2 separate regions of the Mus musculus genome follow, and region 2 is linked to region 1. Evidence: chromatin loops called from intact Hi-C (ENCODE). Cell type or tissue: left cerebral cortex. All regions are shown on one strand.

The links. A loop is a pair of places that touch in the nucleus more often than their neighbours do. Peaks named below come from ENCODE experiments on the same cell type or tissue, not always from the same donor. Only the 100,000 strongest peaks of a DNase experiment are listed, where the experiment ranks them.
Region 2: it touches region 1 in a loop (4-fold over the local background); 2 of 42 quality-filtered maps call a loop at or near these places.

What each region holds. Positions count from the first base shown.
Region 1 is chr1:105,777,643-105,782,642 of GRCm38, reverse strand. It overlaps Tnfrsf11a (tumor necrosis factor receptor superfamily, member 11a, NFKB activator), which reads right to left and starts at 1,920. Exons shown (of 10, transcript NM_009399.3): 1 at 1,814-1,920. The coding sequence starts at 1,891. In left cerebral cortex, a CTCF peak has its summit at 2,038 (motif pointing right); DNase peaks (open chromatin) are centred at 724, 1,313, 2,016 and 2,324; H3K4me3 peaks cover 2,024 bases; H3K27ac peaks cover 875 bases.
Region 2 is chr1:105,944,772-105,949,771 of GRCm38, reverse strand. Gm26214 (a small nuclear RNA gene) reads right to left here and starts at 4,216; the gene lies at 4,112-4,216. In left cerebral cortex, a CTCF peak has its summit at 2,333; DNase peaks (open chromatin) are centred at 1,825, 2,478, 4,415 and 4,603; H3K27ac peaks cover 1,144 bases.

The DNA of each region.
Region 1 (5,000 bases):
AGGTGGAGGATGTAGCTTAGTGGTGAGATGCTGGTCTTCGCAGACCAGCCCCTGGTCCTCGCAGACCAGCCCCTGGTCCCATACCCAGCACAGCCAAGAACACACCCAGCACATGCCTGCACACAGACATACATACAAAATAGGAGAACTGCCAGCTAGTTCCAAACGCTATGCTAGTCTGTTATTAGAATCAAATGTGGGTACGTTTTTCCCTCTCACTGTGTGGTCAGGCAGGTTTTCTGAGGCAGCTAGCTATTGATAGAGACCCGGTTTTTTAGTTTTTGTTTTTGTTTTTGTTTTTGTTTTTAAAGGTAGCTCCCTGTCCGACCTGTTGATCACTTCATTAAGCAAGCAACATTTGAAGTGCTTCAAATGGTCGATTCTGTTAGGTCCTCGCGCCTTGCCCTCCCTCACCCACTCTAAGAGACCCAATTTGCTGGCAATGAAGTAGAGCGAGTCTTTTTACTGTGCAGCTCCAATTTTTAAGTACATTTGCACTATTTCTGTCCTGGTGTCAGCTAAGCTGCCTTTCTCTTCTCTCCTTACCTCAAACACAGCCAGGTCACCTAGGGCAGTGACATTCACAGAAGCCAAAGACTGTTTTAACAGGAGAAAGGAGAATCTAAAACTGCTGAGCCAAGAAACCTCGCTGACATTTTCCCTTCCCGCAGAGGAACCCCCAAGCGCACATGATGTTTAGCAGGCTTCCCTTCATTGAACAGCTCAGTCTACCCGGACAGAAGTGAACATTTGGCTTGGTGCTTGGGGTGGCTGCCACACTGAGTAACACGGTGGTAAAGAAATCACTCCCGGGAACCGCAGTGAGACTCCTCAGTTGCCAGCAGACCAGCAACTGGGATCCAAGCTCTTTATCAAGCACTAGCGACTCCAGAGGGACCCTAACGCGGGATTCAGGGATCTGGGAGCTCTTCCTGCAGGGACTTAGGCTGCAGGGAGGAGATTCTCCACACTGACTTTTGCCTCCTCCTCTAGGCTGCTGATGGTGCCTGAAGAGCTGCCAGAAAAGCCCTGGTCCCCAAGTACTATGCATTCTAGTTACATCCTGTCCATCACCATTGGGCCCAGACCCATCCCAGGTGGAGGCAGGGATTGCAAGGCTTGTTCTTGGCATCAGTAATAGCTCGAGGCACATCACTACCCTAGTTTCTGCCATTGCAAAGACATATTTCATCCTAACATGGTCAAAGGTTTCTAAGCACAAGCAACTCCTGCCGATCCATGAACTGTTTGTGGGGCGGAGGGAGAAAAGGGAACATACGAAAAGGAAAGCTTGTCAGCTTGGCCAAAGAAACTTCCAACTCTCATCCAGGACATCTCTCCTACACTTCTCCGCCTTCGCAGTGGGGCAGATGGAGAGAAAACTAAAATAGGGAAGGGTGTGAAGACCAAGTCAGGGACCCTGCACTCCCAGGGACCCACGCGGATTGAAAGCACGCCCCCAAGGGTAGCAGGTTTTAGGAAGGAATCACTAACCTGGTCTGTACATACAATCTTACTGAGGGTCGCAGAGGTCCGCGTTAGCTACAGATGGGAAGAGCCTACTAGGTGCACCCGGAGAAACAAGGTAGCACCCAAGCTCCGTGCTCCACAGATCCCGTGGCCCAGGTTCCGGCTTCTGCAAACCTCAGCTTTCCAAGCCGCAGCACCCTCCCAGTCGCCGTCCCTTAGATCCACGCACCAGCTGGGGTCTCCATCCGGATACCCCGAGTTTCACCTGGTGCTCGTGAGGCTGGGGCGCGCCAGAGGACCTCGACCCTGGGGGACCACAGGCGACAGCGGTGCGGATCCTTACCTGCAGTGGAACGAGCAGCACGCAGAGCGCCAGCAGCGGCGCGGGCAGCTGGCGGCGCCGCCGGGCGCGCGGGGCCATGGCGCGGTGCGGGCGGGCTGGGCGCGCGGCCTCTGTGGACCGGCGGTCGCCGCCGCCCTCCGCCCGCCTCGTCCCGCCCCGTGCGCCCGGCTCCGCCCGGCACCTGCCCCCGCGCCGCCGACCAGCTCCGCCAGGGGGTGCCCGAGCGTGGGCTGCCGTGACGCGGGACAGAGATGGTTTTGGCATTCCACGAGTGCTTCAGACCCGCGCGGAGTCCTGTCCGAGTGTCCCCAGGCTCTGAGCTCTCTGGGTGCAGCACCTGCGTGCAGGCGCTAGATAGCCCTGCCAAGGTTGTCCTTCGCCTTCAGTGGACCCTGCCTTGTCGCCACTGTGGACCCTGCCTGCACAAGGTGCACCCCTGTTGGGGTTTCCTTAACTGTAACTAAAGAATCTACACAATGTAGTGTCCACGGCTCCCCCAAACCTCCTTTACCCAGCCCTATACTTCCCCTCATTCTGGCCGCCTCCAACAACCGCTTCCTCTTGGCTGTTCTCCGAGTCACCGCACCTGTCTCTGCCCTTCACCCCCTCTGTAACACTCATAGCAAGCTTTCCAGGTAGGTAGAAACTTGCCACCATGCTTAACGAAGCCCTTCACCCGAACCGCTAGGTCACCTACCTTACCTCTTCTAATACAGAACTAGTTTAAAGTCAGGAATAAGCGATCCTGTCGTATTAGTTAAGGGATTCTCATTACTGGCTTCTGGGTTTGTCTTTTTCCAAATTTCAGGTCAGTGTTGGTTACACAATGGTACATACAGCCTTGCCTCTGTGTAGTAACAGTAAGAGGAAGAGCTTTGTCTCCCAGTCAACAGAAACACAGTGTTTTCAATTCCTTGAGTGCCAGAACCGTCTCTGCCAGCTTTCTGACCTCCATGTTAATGGTTTTTCCGTCTAATTCTGAGAAACTATGGAGTTTTCTAACAAGGAAGACTGGATTTGTCTATTATTTCTTTGAATTCTGTCAGTTTTTCTCATCCTTGAAACTCCCTTGAGACATAGCGATTTATGTCTTCTCGGTACATTGACCTTTTATCATCACAACATGCCCTTCTTGATCAACATAAAATTTCACATTCTGGTCTACTTTACATTTATGTGTAGCCATGTCACCTTTCTTATGAATGCTATGTAAGTAGTATATCTGATTCTTTCCCATGCAAGACTGTTTAAAGTGGCAGCATACATTTTAGACTGTTCCTGCCTTCCTATTGGAGCGTGCACATTTAGTGATCGTCACATACGGTGAATTGAAGTCTATTACCTTTCTGATTTTTTCTGTTTGTTGAATCTTTAGTCCACTTTTATTATTGACTTCCTTTGTGTTTCTCTAAAACAATTTTGGAAACAGTATTTTATTTCATGCATTGCAATACAATTTTGTGTTAAATAAAATACTACAGTAGAACTCTTTGATTTAAAATGATATTATTTTTAAAACAGTAAAGTGGGAAAATTTTCAGGTTACAAAACCCTTTCCTGGAAAACAGTCCTTTGGATTACTTCTAAGATTCCATTTTGTCACCCATCATTAGCCTGCTTCATACATATCCTTGTTTGCGTGTGTGTGTGTGTGTGTGTGTGTGTGTGTGTGTGTGTTCATGTGCACGTTGTAGGCCTGAGGCCAATGCTGAGTATCTTCCTTAATTACTTCTCCTTCTCAATACAGAATCGTTCACAAAACCTAGAGACCTTACCAATTCTGCTAGATTGGCTGGCTAAGGGAACCCCAGGGATCCTTGTATCTCCTCAAAATACTTGCTTGACTTTTAAATTCTTGGCTGTCCAGCCTGATTGGTTTACTACCCAGTTGCTTTTATGTTTTCTGGAAACTAAACTGTGTGTGTTGCCTTAAAAAGTTAAAAATCATTTGGAGAAGCAAGTCCATGTCTAAGAATTTAACATATTGACACACTGAGGGAATGCACAAAACTGTTTATTTCAGCATTTTGATAAAAATCACACAACGAAAAAAAATGTGTATTTCAGTAGAGAAAAGTTTGCTTTTCATGGTTTGTAATATTTAAAACCCCTACATGTTTGTTGAAAAGATGTTCACATAGTAAATGAGAGAAGCAACTTACTGCTCGATTTCACATTTGTAAACAAGCACAGCAGCCTCATGGGGTTTACTTGAAGCAGTTGAAGATCGTTTCTAGGAAGTCCACAGCGGCAAGTGCTGAAGCTCGCAGTGAGTACCCCCACTGCAGCCTGGAGAAGAGCTCTGCAGCTCAGACAGAGGTACAGAGAGGCTCAGGACTCTAGGCAACAAACAGAAGTGAATTTTCAGTAGCAGCCGAGTTGCACAGTGGGGAAAAGAGAAAGTTAGAACTTTATTTTTTGATGGTTTAAAAGTGCAGATGCTCCCTGATTAATGACATGGCTACATGAAGATGAACCCACAAGTTGAAATAATCCAGCCCAGATGCCACAGGTCAGAACACAGGACTCTGCAGATTGCTGGCTGCTTCCCTTCTTGCTCCCAGCTGAGTGGGAGCTGTGGTTCAGCTACTGCCTAGCACCAGGGCAGGATTGTGCACTCTGAGTCAGGAGGAGGAAGAGGAAGAGGAAGAGGAGGAGGAGGAGGAGGAGGAGGAGGAGGAGGAGGAGGAGGAGGAGGAGGAGGATCCAACATTCTCACAGTGCTTGTGATGGATGCTATTATTCTTGGGCCGTGCCAAAGCTGAAAAAGATGGAGTTTATTCTCCTGACTATTATAAGTCAGCGACCAACTGAACTTTCACTGAGGGCAAAGTTCTTTTATAATTTTTAAAAACAATTTTTAATCTTACAGGAATATGTATATGCTTGCTAAGTTTTTTCTGTAACACATGTGTACAAGTGCTAATATAGTCCACAAGATGGGACCAGAGCTAGATCCCTGGGAACTGGAGTTACAGGTGGTTGTTAGCTGCCTGGTGTGGCTGCTAAGAACTCAACCAGGTTCCTCTGCATGACCAGTAACTCTTCTGAACTGCTGCGCCACATCTCCAGCCCTTGCAATTTGCATTTTTAGACACAGTCTCATAATGTAGTCCTGGCTAGCTCTGAATTCAAAATGTAAAACAGGCAGGCTTCAAAATTGCAGGGATTTGCTTGCCCCTGCCTC
Region 2 (5,000 bases), 170 kb before region 1:
GAAAATAAATTTAACTTCCCATTAATACAACATGCTCATGCTTTGAAAATATATAATGTATTTCAATTATACTCTCCCTAAGATGTTCAGCAGGCAAAGTTATAGTTTTGTGTGTCAGTAAATTCACTCATTAATTTTACAAATACCCACTAAATGCTTCTTTGGGGGCCAGAACAATTTTGGTGCTAAGGGCACAGCAATGAAATAGATGGATTCCTTTGGTATAAAACTTAATGGTGCATCTTGTTTTAAAACTGTCACAGAAAAAGCTTTAGTAGAATACATTAAATATGTTTCAATAAATTCTACAAATGAAGAGTAGTAAAAATATTTTTAAATTACAGTGCAATAAACTTTAAAATTAAATACAAGCTAGAGTACTATTTGTGCAACTTCTTTTTTTTTTTCTGCTAAAAGAAACACATTTCCTTCAGTGAAGATATCTCTTTTGTTGTAATTTTATTTATTGTCTTAAACTTTGTATTGGTTCTTTGTGAGTTTCCCATCACGCACCCCCACCCAGCTCATCTCCACACCCCCTCATATGAGCTCTCCAGCACTGTTCCAGCTAGGAAACCCAATGCTGGCATCAGCTGGCATTGCTGCCTTCTGCTGATCTCCTCTCTCATGCCCTTGGGGGGTAACTTTTTCATGCCCACCCCTCCAGAGCCAGCTCCATTGTGCTTCTCAGTCAAGGTGAGGGCCCCACTCTCCCAAGGGCTGCAGCCTGTGAGGGGCTGGACCGGCTCTCTCAGGCTCTCACACCTTTGGGGCTGGCTCACCCATGCCTTTACCATGAGGGCTGTGTTGCCCAGGTGAGGCAGGGCTAGCTGTCCTGCTCTCATGCCTCCAAGGCCAGCTCTCCTGACTACTGCAGGTAGTGAGGGGGTGATGTGGAGGACATCATCCCCACACCCGTGCCACCTCATGCCAGATGAGTGGTGAGGCCAGCTCTCCCAGTGCCCTTGGAGCTGGCTCACTTGTGCTCTCTCCACCAGGTCCAGCTCTACTGTGCTGCCCAGATGAGGTACAGCGTCTGCTCTCCTGAGTGCTGTAGCTGGTGATGGACAGGGTTAGCTCTCCTGAGCCCATGACTCCGTGGGGAGCTTTCCCAACTACCAGAGGTGGCAGGGTGTGGGATGAAGGGCATCAACCTCTGTGCCCGTGCCATCCCATGGCAGATGGGTGGCAGGGTCAGCACTCCCACACTGCTCCCACCAGGGCTAGCTCCACTGTGCTGCCTCGGTGAGGTGCAGGGCCCACTCTCCCAACCGAGTGTTCCCACCAGTGAGAGGTGGGGCCAGCTTTCCCCAAACACTGCATCCAGTGAGGGACAAGGAGAATTTATGCACAGCCCCTAGCCATCCACAGGTCCCTGTGACTGCCTCAAACAGGGATGTGCCCATCTTCTGTCGTGGTAATATGAGCCATAGACATCAACATCAACTCATGCTGCTGCAGAGCCACAGACCCAGACTTGGCTCTCAGTGACAACTCCAGCGGGGACCTCACCATGACTCCAGGTGACCAGGCTGGCCACTCACAACAGGCTACTCCTCTCTACCCTCAAGTCTCCAGATCCATCTCTCTTCATAATGCTCAAGCTGCCCCACAGATGGGACTTTCTCTCCATCTGCCCACCGCATGCTCACACATTGTGGTGGCTCCTGCTGCAGGTTGGCCGTGCGGTTGGTGGCCCCTGGGTGACATCCTCTATCCATGCTGTGTGTTGTGTGCTGTGTGTTGCAGCAGAAAGCAGGTATCTATGGCCTGCCTGTGCCATGTGCTGGAGGGCAGGTTTGTGGGTGGTAGGTATGGTCGCCCACAGGTGTTTGTCTTCCTTCTCCTGTGCAGCGCTGCCTCAATTTAATTTAATTTGATTTTTCTAAAGCCTAGGCATAAAGCAACTTTAGCCTTCAAGCCAGGCATCAAGTCAGGATGAACAAAAAAACTGCCATCTGCTCTGCCCATGACTGATATAAGAACACCCCACAAACAAGGTGTTTGTCCATTGCCAGGGGTATGGGGGTGGTGGCCGGGAGGACTGGGGCACCACACCCAGACTAACTGCTAACATGGGGGTGGGGAGGCAGGGGTGAAGAGGGGGCCACCACTTGTTTCTTTTACATCATAGTTCAAAGTCACAGTCTCTTCACCTGCAAACCACCTCCTCACTCCTGTCCTTTACGTTTGATTTGTCCTATGTCCCACCTACGGGGCTCTAAAGTTGATCATCTGTAGGAACAGACACAGCACCGGTGTCCTGAGGTACCTGTGGTTGGGAGTCCTGTTAAGACCTTACCAGGCCTTCCCCTCTGTTTTCTTTGTAGCTAGGGGGAGCTTTCCTAGTCCTGAGTCATTTGTTGTTCCTTTCCCTTGATAGCCTGAGGCATATTTGCTAGGCAAGTGTGACATAGCTGCCAATTTTGTCTCCACACTCTGGCTTCGGCCTGTTAACTCAGGCAGCTGCTGCAGTTCTGCTTGCGCCAGATCTTCCTTCCCCCTGATTTCTACATCTCCAACAAATCCAGCCAGCCGGTGCAAGGAAAGGTTATATTTATCTGTGAGACACGCAGTAAGACAGGCAGAGTAAAAGAAGATGAAAAGCATATTTTGAACATACAGAGATTTTAAAAGTAGGTGCAATAATAAAATAAGAAGGAATTAACTACCAAATAGCCGAGTCCTACAGTGTGGGAGAATGTATGATTCTCTGCTTTATGAATAGTAGCCCCTCCCCACCAATCCCTCAACTCTGCTTTGGAACACTCTTACTGTGTGGTAGGTAGTGCTCTACATGGCTTGTTCTTAGTGTATATCTCTATCTTCAGCACTCAACACGTTGCTCAGAAAACAATTGGTGCTCAATGAGAGCTTATTAATAGGCAACAGGGCTCAATACGAGCTTATTAGTTGTAGCGGGAGTTTTTTGTTACACTGCTTTGGCTCCCGGCAGGTCTCACGCACACCCCTGCCCAGGAGCTATTTTTGGATCTGCGAATGAAACACACACACACACACACACACACACACACACACACACATACACAAAAGCTTATTTTTAACATGGCTTATTAGCTCAGTGGCTGGGCACTTGTAAGCCTTCCGAGGCTAGCATGTCCTTCCCTCTGGTACTCCTGGCTCAACATCTTTTAAATCTACTTTAACTTTGCTGCCCTGTTACCTTCTGCGAAGCCCACTGGTCTTTGCTGCCCAAGACGCTTCTGGGCGGCCCTTTTGGAGGCTGCTTTACTCCTACATTTCAGATGATTTTCCGTCTGCAGCTCTAAGTCTGTTGCTTGTGTCTCTCCTGGGTCAGCACAATTCTAGCTTTCTCCTCCTCCTCCTCCTCCTCCTGCGTCTTACCCCGCACAACTCTAAGGGTCCTGTCCTGTGCCCCTTTGCCCAGCCATTGGCTGTACCACAATCAAATCCAGCCTGGGGGCAGGCTTCTTTTAGCCTGTGTGTAGGACACTGCAACGTGTTTGTTGTTGTTGTTGTTGTTTTGGGGAGGGGGGGTAGTGGTAACACAATTTGCAAGAGAACACCAACCGCTACAATTAGTAGAATGGAACAGGAAATTATTTCTGAAAGATGACAGAGAAAGAGTGAATTGGAATTTTGAAAAATTAAGGAGACAGTGCAGAGAGGTTCCCGAGGTGGTCTCCTGTAGCCATAATGTCATATTTTGCCTCTGACTTTTGGGAAAACTATTGAATCTAGCACATTAATGGAGTGGGTGCTCAGTGGAGCTGGGATGAGAATTCTTTTTTTTTTTTTTTCCATTTTTTATTAGGTATTTAGCTCATTTACATTTCCAATGCTATACCAAAAGTCCCCCATATCCACCCACCCCCACTCCCCTGCCCACCCACTCCCCCTTTTTGGCCCTGGTGTTCCCCTGTACTGGGGCATATAAAGTTTGCAAGTCCAATGGGCCTCTCTTTCCAGTGATGGCCGACTAGGCCTGGGATGAGAATTCTGATGGTGAATTTTAGAGCAGTGTTCTTCACTCACACATCCTTTTATGCTATAAGAATGAATGCAAGTTCAATTGATCACCAAATGCTTTTGAATTACCAGCAATTGTCTTGGTGATTTTTTTTTTTTTTTAAATATAAACCACTTCCCAGATATGCGGGTCAGTCTTGCGCAGAGGCCATGCTAATGCTCTCAATAGCGCTCCAACGTTAGCATGTGAGCTGTTGAAGCAAGCATGTTCTAAACAGAATAAACATAAACAGTAAGGACTGCATCACCGTCCATCATCAAACAGGGAAGAAACACTGTCAGCATTTCAGAGACCAGTGCTCCTTCAGCAGCCGTGAGAAAGCCTATGAAGTGCGCAGACAATGAGCTGTGGTATTCTGGTTTTGCCACAATTAGCAGAACACGTCAGTACAAGATTTCCCAAAGGGTTAGTATCCCGTTGATGTGGAGAAAGACTGAATTCAAGATTTTTATATCTCTTGAAACAGATGGTTATACTTTAAACTTCACAAAATATGGGTGGTGGCGGCGGGGGTGGGGGAGGCAATCAAAAAACCTGAAAGTCCCAGTTTCTTGTTTTCCAGGCCAAAGCCTGAAGGATGACTGTATAAATAGTTCTAAGACGCTCATCTATTTTTCTTCCTTCCTGGAGATAATCTGCAGAGTGTCTGCCTGGACACATCTAATGGTTTAGCCAGATGGCATTTCCAGATCATTTTTTCTAGAAGCCCAAGATCTCATCAGATACAATGGCGTGATTTCAAGCTGGTGCAGGAAAGCAGTATAAAAGCCATGGAATGAACCAGGGAGTGAGGAAAGATAAGTTGCAGGAAACGTATTTAATTTTAAAAGCAACAGTTGAGGGCAAGACTAGAAAAATTCTGTGTGTATTGAATCTGCCACAACTCTTACACAGCACTGCCCTGAGCCTGTCTTAAACACCATCAGCGTATCTCAGTGGCTCTACATGCCACTCAAGGGCCTAAACGCCTTTCATAGCTGGAACTGTT